Regions from separate parts of the Homo sapiens genome. Here region 1 is linked to region 2. A link is a contact called in ENCODE Hi-C or POLR2A ChIA-PET data. All regions are on one chromosome and are shown on one strand. The core of a region is the stretch at or near the end of the contact, and the rest is flanking DNA. Distances in the headings are between cores, read along the strand shown. Region 1 overlaps KCND2 (potassium voltage-gated channel subfamily D member 2). Region 2 holds the start of ST7-AS1 (ST7 antisense RNA 1).

Region 1 (2,896 bases), core at 397-2,896, 3.4 Mb after region 2:
TCAAATTAAATGAGCACTGCATGTACTATTAAAAAAAAAAAAGAAGAAGAAGACCTAAAGTGACCATGGGGCACTCTGGTAACTTCTCTGATTCTGTGCCTCTTAGATTTGTGAGGTCAGCATGAGTAGAAGGTAAAAGACAAATTTGGTAATATGGACAGATTACAGGACAGCCTATGGATCCAGTGTTCCAATTGGACTGCATTTGGTGTCACTATCCCATGGTTCAAACTGAGAGAAAAGCAGGGAGCAAAAAATCTAGGACAGATAGCACGGTAGCATCTCAAGATACAGACCATGCAGCTGTACTGACATCAAAAAACGGCCTGAGTGTGACATCTAATCTCAAGACAAACCTGTCTTTTTTCAGTTCCTATTTTAAGCTGCCTTTTTCATGTTAGTAAATGGGAACTAGGGAAGTATGTGCTGTTCCCAGAGTTAGATATGCTTTTGAGGTACTGCCCATTGTGGAAAGTTACATCTAAAACATTTATACTTTCTAATTCACCATAAAACCTTTTAAAAATACTGTACAAATTTATGGACTCTGAGCCAGTTCTACTAAATCAGTATTTCTAGGGAGCACACAGTGGGAATCCATATATATGAGCTATTTAGGTGATTTTGATGATTGACCAGGTATGGGAGCTGTGGCTTTCAAAAGCTTTGATAGATATTTCATTATTAGAAATATTACTGTGTTTATAAGGCGTCAGTCCTCTTCCCCCCATCTTTAGCCACACATTTCTGCCTCTGACACAACTCTTCTCCTCATCTGTTGTCTTAGTAGCCTTCTGTCCAAAATTATCTTGTTGTAGATTTGCTTTGTTATTCTATCCCTTTCCTATAGTAGCACTTTCCTGTATTCAGTTTTCCATCAATTTTGAGTCTAAGACTTATTTTTCTATCCTTTCTTTCTCTCTGAATAACTTATATCCTAAAGCACATTGAAATTGCATGTCATACTGTTATACATACCCCACCACTCTTTTTAAGTATATCCTCATTGGTAGTACATCAGCTGGGCTTAATTTCTAAAAACAAAATTAGGGCCCGATGGCTCAATATTTCTGAATAAGTAACCAAAATTGTTATTGTTATAAGAATGTAAGAAAAGGGTGACAAAATGGTGAATTGCTTTAACAAACGGAAAATGAGTTCAGAATGAAGCAGAATGCCTAAGACATTTTACATCTTGACTTGTTTTAACAAGATTCTAATGCTTTGTATTTCATTTATAGAATAGTTATAGCTTCCCATTGGCTCTGTGCTCCCATTTACTCAGCTACTGTAAATAATAGCCATCAGCAAAGCTTTTGAAATCTTCAGATGAAAGGAACTTAAATTAAGGAAGCTTCCCATGTGCATCCCTTCCCCCACAAAAAAGGATGCTAAGAAAACAAAGAACGGGGAGTACAACGGAATGATTGTAGTAACTGAATGCATTCCAGCTTTTGAAAACGATAAACATTTATTTTCTGACCTAAGTGTTGTTGTTTTTAATTTTTTTAACTTTTTTTTCTCAGTTGAAGCAGGCGATAGTGGATATTATCTTAAGATATGAAAGATATTGAAGGAGGCAGTATCAAGTCAGTTACACTATGTGGATTAATGTTGCAGTAGTTTCTTTCTTTGGTTATTGCCAAGCTAGTTGCTATTTTCAGAGTATTAGTCACATGCTTCTGTACCTGAGAGTGAAATTTTTCATTTCCCTCTAAAGATGATTCATTTTGTTTCTTACAGGAAGAACTTTGATAATAAATTCCAGTGTACTTTTAAAAATGTTCCCAGGGACTTAAAATGAACCTGCAAATATTTAATTTTATATTATCTTTTTGACATAGTTTGCTTACATAATCTACATATTTTGAATAGATGATTAGACCAAGGGAGCTTGCAGTAGATAAGGTTAAAATCTTAATGAAGATTAAACATCTTCTTTTAAAATCTCCTTATATTATTACTGTTGAGTGACAGAATAGATATTCAATCCTTTAAGCCAAGAATGTATAATGGGACTGGTATGTAATAAGTAAACTTGGGAAGCATAACTGGAAATACAGAAGATACTGAACTTACATAACAATGTGTCTGAACTTTAAACGTTTTTGCTTTCCACAGTCTGGCTTTCTCTCCTGCATTGTCCATATGTAAAGATGACTTAGCCAAAGCTCCCAAGCTCCCAAGAGTTGACAAATTCTCCCTTCCAGGGATTAACCCAAACCAAATTATAATATCTTAATCCCAATTCCAAGTTCCTAAAAGAGAGAATTTGTGACTGAGAGAAGAGGATACTCTTCTCCCTCTGCCAGCTAAGAAGATGTCTGAAGAGATGGCAGCTACAGATTGGCCCAGAAATTTAGTCAAATCACCCTATTATTCATGTTTTTTTTTTTTTTCTTTTATAGACAGAGTCTCCCTCGGTCACCCAGGCTGGGGTAAAGTGGTGCGATCATGGCTTACTGCAACCTCTGCCTCCCGTGTTCAAGCAATTCTCCTGCCTCAGCCTCCTGGTAGCTGGAATTACAGGCGATGGCTACCAGGCCCGGCTAATTTTTTTTTTTTTTTTTTTGGTCTTTTTAAAAGAGGCAGGGTCTCATCATGTGGTCAGGCTGGTCTCAAACTTCTGACCTCAAATGATCCACCTGCCTAGGCCTCCCAAAGTACTGGGATTACTGGCATGAGCCACCATGCCAGGTGATTTTTTTTTTTAACGTAAGACTTATAATTGAAAACAATTTCACATTCAAATTTTTAATTTAATTAAAACAACATGAAATACAAGTAAATAATTTTGGGGAAGAAAATACATTTATATAACAACACATATGTCTAATTTTATTGATCAGAGTGACATTTTAAAATGTTTTTTCCAGATATAAACAATGACTGTTTT
Region 2 (3,385 bases), core at 117-2,616:
ATCCTGATAAGGGAGCAGAGTAGGGTTTAAGACCTCGGACCCCAGAATACACCACTGCAATTGAATTTTGGTTCCACCTTAAGGTAAACTACGCAGCTGCTGTGAGCCTCAGTTTCCCTACCTATAGAAAGAGGATCGTAGTGGGGAATTGTTGCAGGGGTTAAATGAGATTGTACGGATCGTGGAGCAGCGCCTGGCGTGTGGTAAACGCTCAACTTATGCGGGTTGTAACTGCCTGAGGCGTTTCCTTCGGCGCGCCACTTGGCCTTCTCTTTCTAAATATTAGCATAATAAATATAAATGGACCCAGAACGCGAGGGGGCAGGGGCCACGTGATCGCTCCACGAAAGCCACTTGTAGGGACCTTTAGAGAGTTAGCAATAAGGCTGGAGAAGGAAAAGCCGGCGCGCCCGCGGCCCGCGCGATTTCCCGCCGAGCCCGCGTCCCCGGCGGCGGGCGGGCTCCGGGGGCGCCCGGGCCGCGGCGGCGGCGGCGGCGCGAGCTGCGCCTCCGGGCCGGTGAATCATCCCGGCAGACACCAAGAGCCGCGGCAGCAGAGAGGAGCGCTGAAACATGGCTGAAGCGGCCACGGGCTTTCTGGAGCAGCTCAAGTCCTGCATAGTTTGGTCTTGGACGTATCTGTGGACCGTGTGGTTCTTCATCGTGCTATTCCTGGTCTACATCCTGCGGGTGCCTTTGAAAATCAACGACAACTTGAGCACAGGTAAGGCCTGGGAGCCGGGCCCGCGGCGCCCACCCCTCCCCCGCCCCGGAAAGTTAGTGCAACTCGCGCGGGGCCGCGGCCAGGCGCGCGCTCGGGGACGCGCCGGGGCCCGCGCACCGGAGGCCCGCGGCTACCCGCCAGCAACGCGGCGGCTTAGGCGGCGGGGCCGGGCAGCTGGGCGCGCGGGGGCGGCCGGTGGCCTTCACGGCCCCGCGGAGGAAGAGCTGCGCCGCGCACAGCCCGCAAGGCGGGCCGGGCCGGGCCGGCAGCCGCCCTGCTGCGTCGCTGGTGGTCGGGAGACGGAGAAGAACGGGTGTCGCGGGCGAAGGAGTTCCCAGGACACCCCCTCGGGTGTCTGCGCCGGAACTCCGAGGGTTCCCCGGAGTTAGACCGAGTCCTTCCTCACGCCCTCCCGGCTGTGGGTGCCAAGCGGCCGAAGTGTGGTCGGGGAGGCGCCCTCCCGCCCGGCCGCGGAGGCCCGAGGGCGGCTGCCGGAGGGTGCTCGGCGGCGAAGCCCCCTGACCCGGCCGGGCTGTCCGGGCGGCGCCCTCCGTGGCCCGGAGTTGCGTCTTGCCGGGCGTGGGGCTGTCTCTCTGGTTGGGTAGTGGGGAGAGGGGTTCCCGAAGGCACTCTTGGGAGTGTATGGATGACGTGTCAGGTCACCAAATGGATTGTCGAAGGGACCGGAGGGAAGAGGGGAGAGCTGGAATTTCTGAGGGTTTCGGTTGCAGTTTTCAGTGATCTTTGCTCGTCTCCCTTCCCTGTAAAGCTACATATGCTCAGCAAGTGCCGCGTGCCTCCCATCCTTGGTCGGTGGTAAATGCAGGAGGTAATTAACAGGATCTTCACAAACTTGGAGCCAGCCCACTGAGTCGTTAAAAAAACACCCGCAAAGAAAACACACGAGCCTTAACACTCCAGAGAGTTCCGAAACACAAAGTAAATTTCGAGCTAAGGGTTACAGTCCTTTAAATCTGGAAATTTCAAGGTAGAGTGTTTTTGTTTTTGTTTTAAATTTTAATTTCACAGTACTGGGAAATTCTTACAGTCCTGAAGATATATACATATGTACACATATATATCTTCCCTTGTTAATCTCCATACTCTGGGAGTGCAAGTCTGGAAATGCATTTTCCTCAGGTGTTTAGCTGCATTAAAACGCTTTTTAAAACGCTTGAGATAATGTACTCATTTTGTTAGGAAACTTGTACCTTTCAGATACTAACTTAAGTATTTTGATTACTAACTTGAACTCATGTTCATATTTACATTTGTTTTGTAGTATCCCTCGGGATCGTGTCCCTGGGAGGCGGATAGGATTCAGCACTCTAGAATTGTCTCACCATTTGAATAGGTGCTGCTCAGCCCTTTTGAGTCTGTCATCGGAAAGACCATGGCTTTCTCGCTTTTCATCTTTTTGGATGGCTGCTTGTCGCAATATTGTCTTCTTCGCTTTAGACAAGTATGTCTCCAGGATACCTTCTGGTCTCAAAGTTCTATACCTTTAAGAAGTTGTTTGAATATATGTTTTAATGGAATTACGTATTTGTTGGTAACAGTGTTAGTCTGTTTTGTGCTGCTGTAACAGAATACCACAGATTGGGTAATTTTTAAAGAACACATTTTATTTCTTGTAGTTCAGGAGTCAGGGAAGTCTTGAGATCAAGGGACTGGCATGTGGGGAGGTCCTTCTTGCTGTCATCCCTTGGTGGAAGGTGGAAGGGTAAGAGAACATGAGAAAACAAGAGGGGGCCCACTTTCACTTTTATAACAAACCTACTCCCTCAATAACAAAATTAATTCATTCTTGAAGGCAGAGCCTTCATGACCTAATTACCACTCACAGGTCCCACCTTTCAACACTTTTGCACTTGGGATTTTCAAACACACTAGTTTTTAAAATATTAATGTTTCTCCTTATTACACACTTAAAATTTTATTTCATGATATACATTTGTATATCACATTTTCATCAGGTTAAATAATTACCCATGTATATATGTGTAAGTGTCACATCCAGTGCTCTGTGCAGATCAGGCAAGAAGCAAAATATCTACTGGGAAAATGTGTACTTCTTAAGGAAGGGCATTGTTAGGTCTTCTAGCAATTTAAATCTAGCATTTCTCAGAGATGCCTTTGTTAATTTGTGTAGGGGCAGTTCTAAGAGATAGCGAAAATATGAAGATGAACGTGCCATCCGGGCTGTACCTTGCTAGACACATGATAGAAGACCTGATGATGCTGGACTTTTCAGTTTGGTTTCATGCTCATTTCAGTCATAAAGAAAGATAAAAGGGGAAGCACACAGAGAGCACTCACCTCTCTGCTGTTTTTATGAGAGGGTAGCAGGATCTGGGGTGGGAGGAGGACTTTGGCATTAATTTTGAGACATGAAATTATAGCCACAAACCACCCTAGAACAGTTTAGGTTTTTCAAAAAACAGTTGCAGACATTAGAGGCCTATTTTCTTCCCTTTTAAGTAACAGTGAGAAGTTATAGTAGGAAAACTGCCAAAAGGTTGTTGTCAACTTAATTCCCTCCTTTCCTTGCCAATTCCCCTCCCCTTTGGGAAAAAGTTTCTGTACTGAAGTTATTGGCAAGGAAGGCCCAGGGAGAAAGAAGTCATTAGCCAGCACCCCTGAGAGGGGAGGCAGGAGCTA

Evidence for each region. Hi-C counts contacts between places; a loop is a spot of excess contacts on that map. ChIA-PET counts read pairs that join two places held with the same protein, here RNA polymerase II (POLR2A). Pooled maps may share reads with other maps.
Region 1: a map with no recorded cell type shows a loop between it and region 2 (12-fold over the local background). The contact joins the enhancer-like site here to the promoter of ST7-AS1 in region 2. A Hi-C loop is called at or near these places in 2 of 37 single-sample maps with no recorded cell type and 2 of 50 pooled maps. POLR2A ChIA-PET finds 5 or more read pairs at or near these places in 1 of 52 experiments (H1).

The regions. Positions count from the first base shown.
Region 1 is chr7:120,400,930-120,403,825 of GRCh38, forward strand. All of the region lies in intron 1 of KCND2 (potassium voltage-gated channel subfamily D member 2), which reads left to right. Among named protein-coding and RNA genes, the nearest start is that of KCND2, 130 kb to the left of the region's middle. Within about 2 kb of position 1,647, at least 5 of the 41 ENCODE cell types and tissues checked have a DNase peak (open chromatin) inside an H3K27ac peak, as active enhancers do.
Region 2 is chr7:116,952,968-116,956,352 of GRCh38, forward strand. ST7-AS1 (ST7 antisense RNA 1) reads right to left here and starts at 1,367. Exons shown (of 1, transcript NR_002330.1): 1 at 1-1,367. It overlaps ST7 (suppression of tumorigenicity 7), which reads left to right and starts at 534. Exons shown (of 16, transcript NM_001369598.1): 1 at 534-724. The coding sequence starts at 574. ST7-OT4 (ST7 overlapping transcript 4) reads left to right here and starts at 881. Exons shown (of 5, transcript NR_002329.2): 1 at 881-1,142; 2 at 1,494-1,712; 3 at 2,007-2,186. RefSeq lists enhancers at 80-189, 605-1,528 and silencers at 450-519, 730-929, 990-1,289, 2,887-3,146.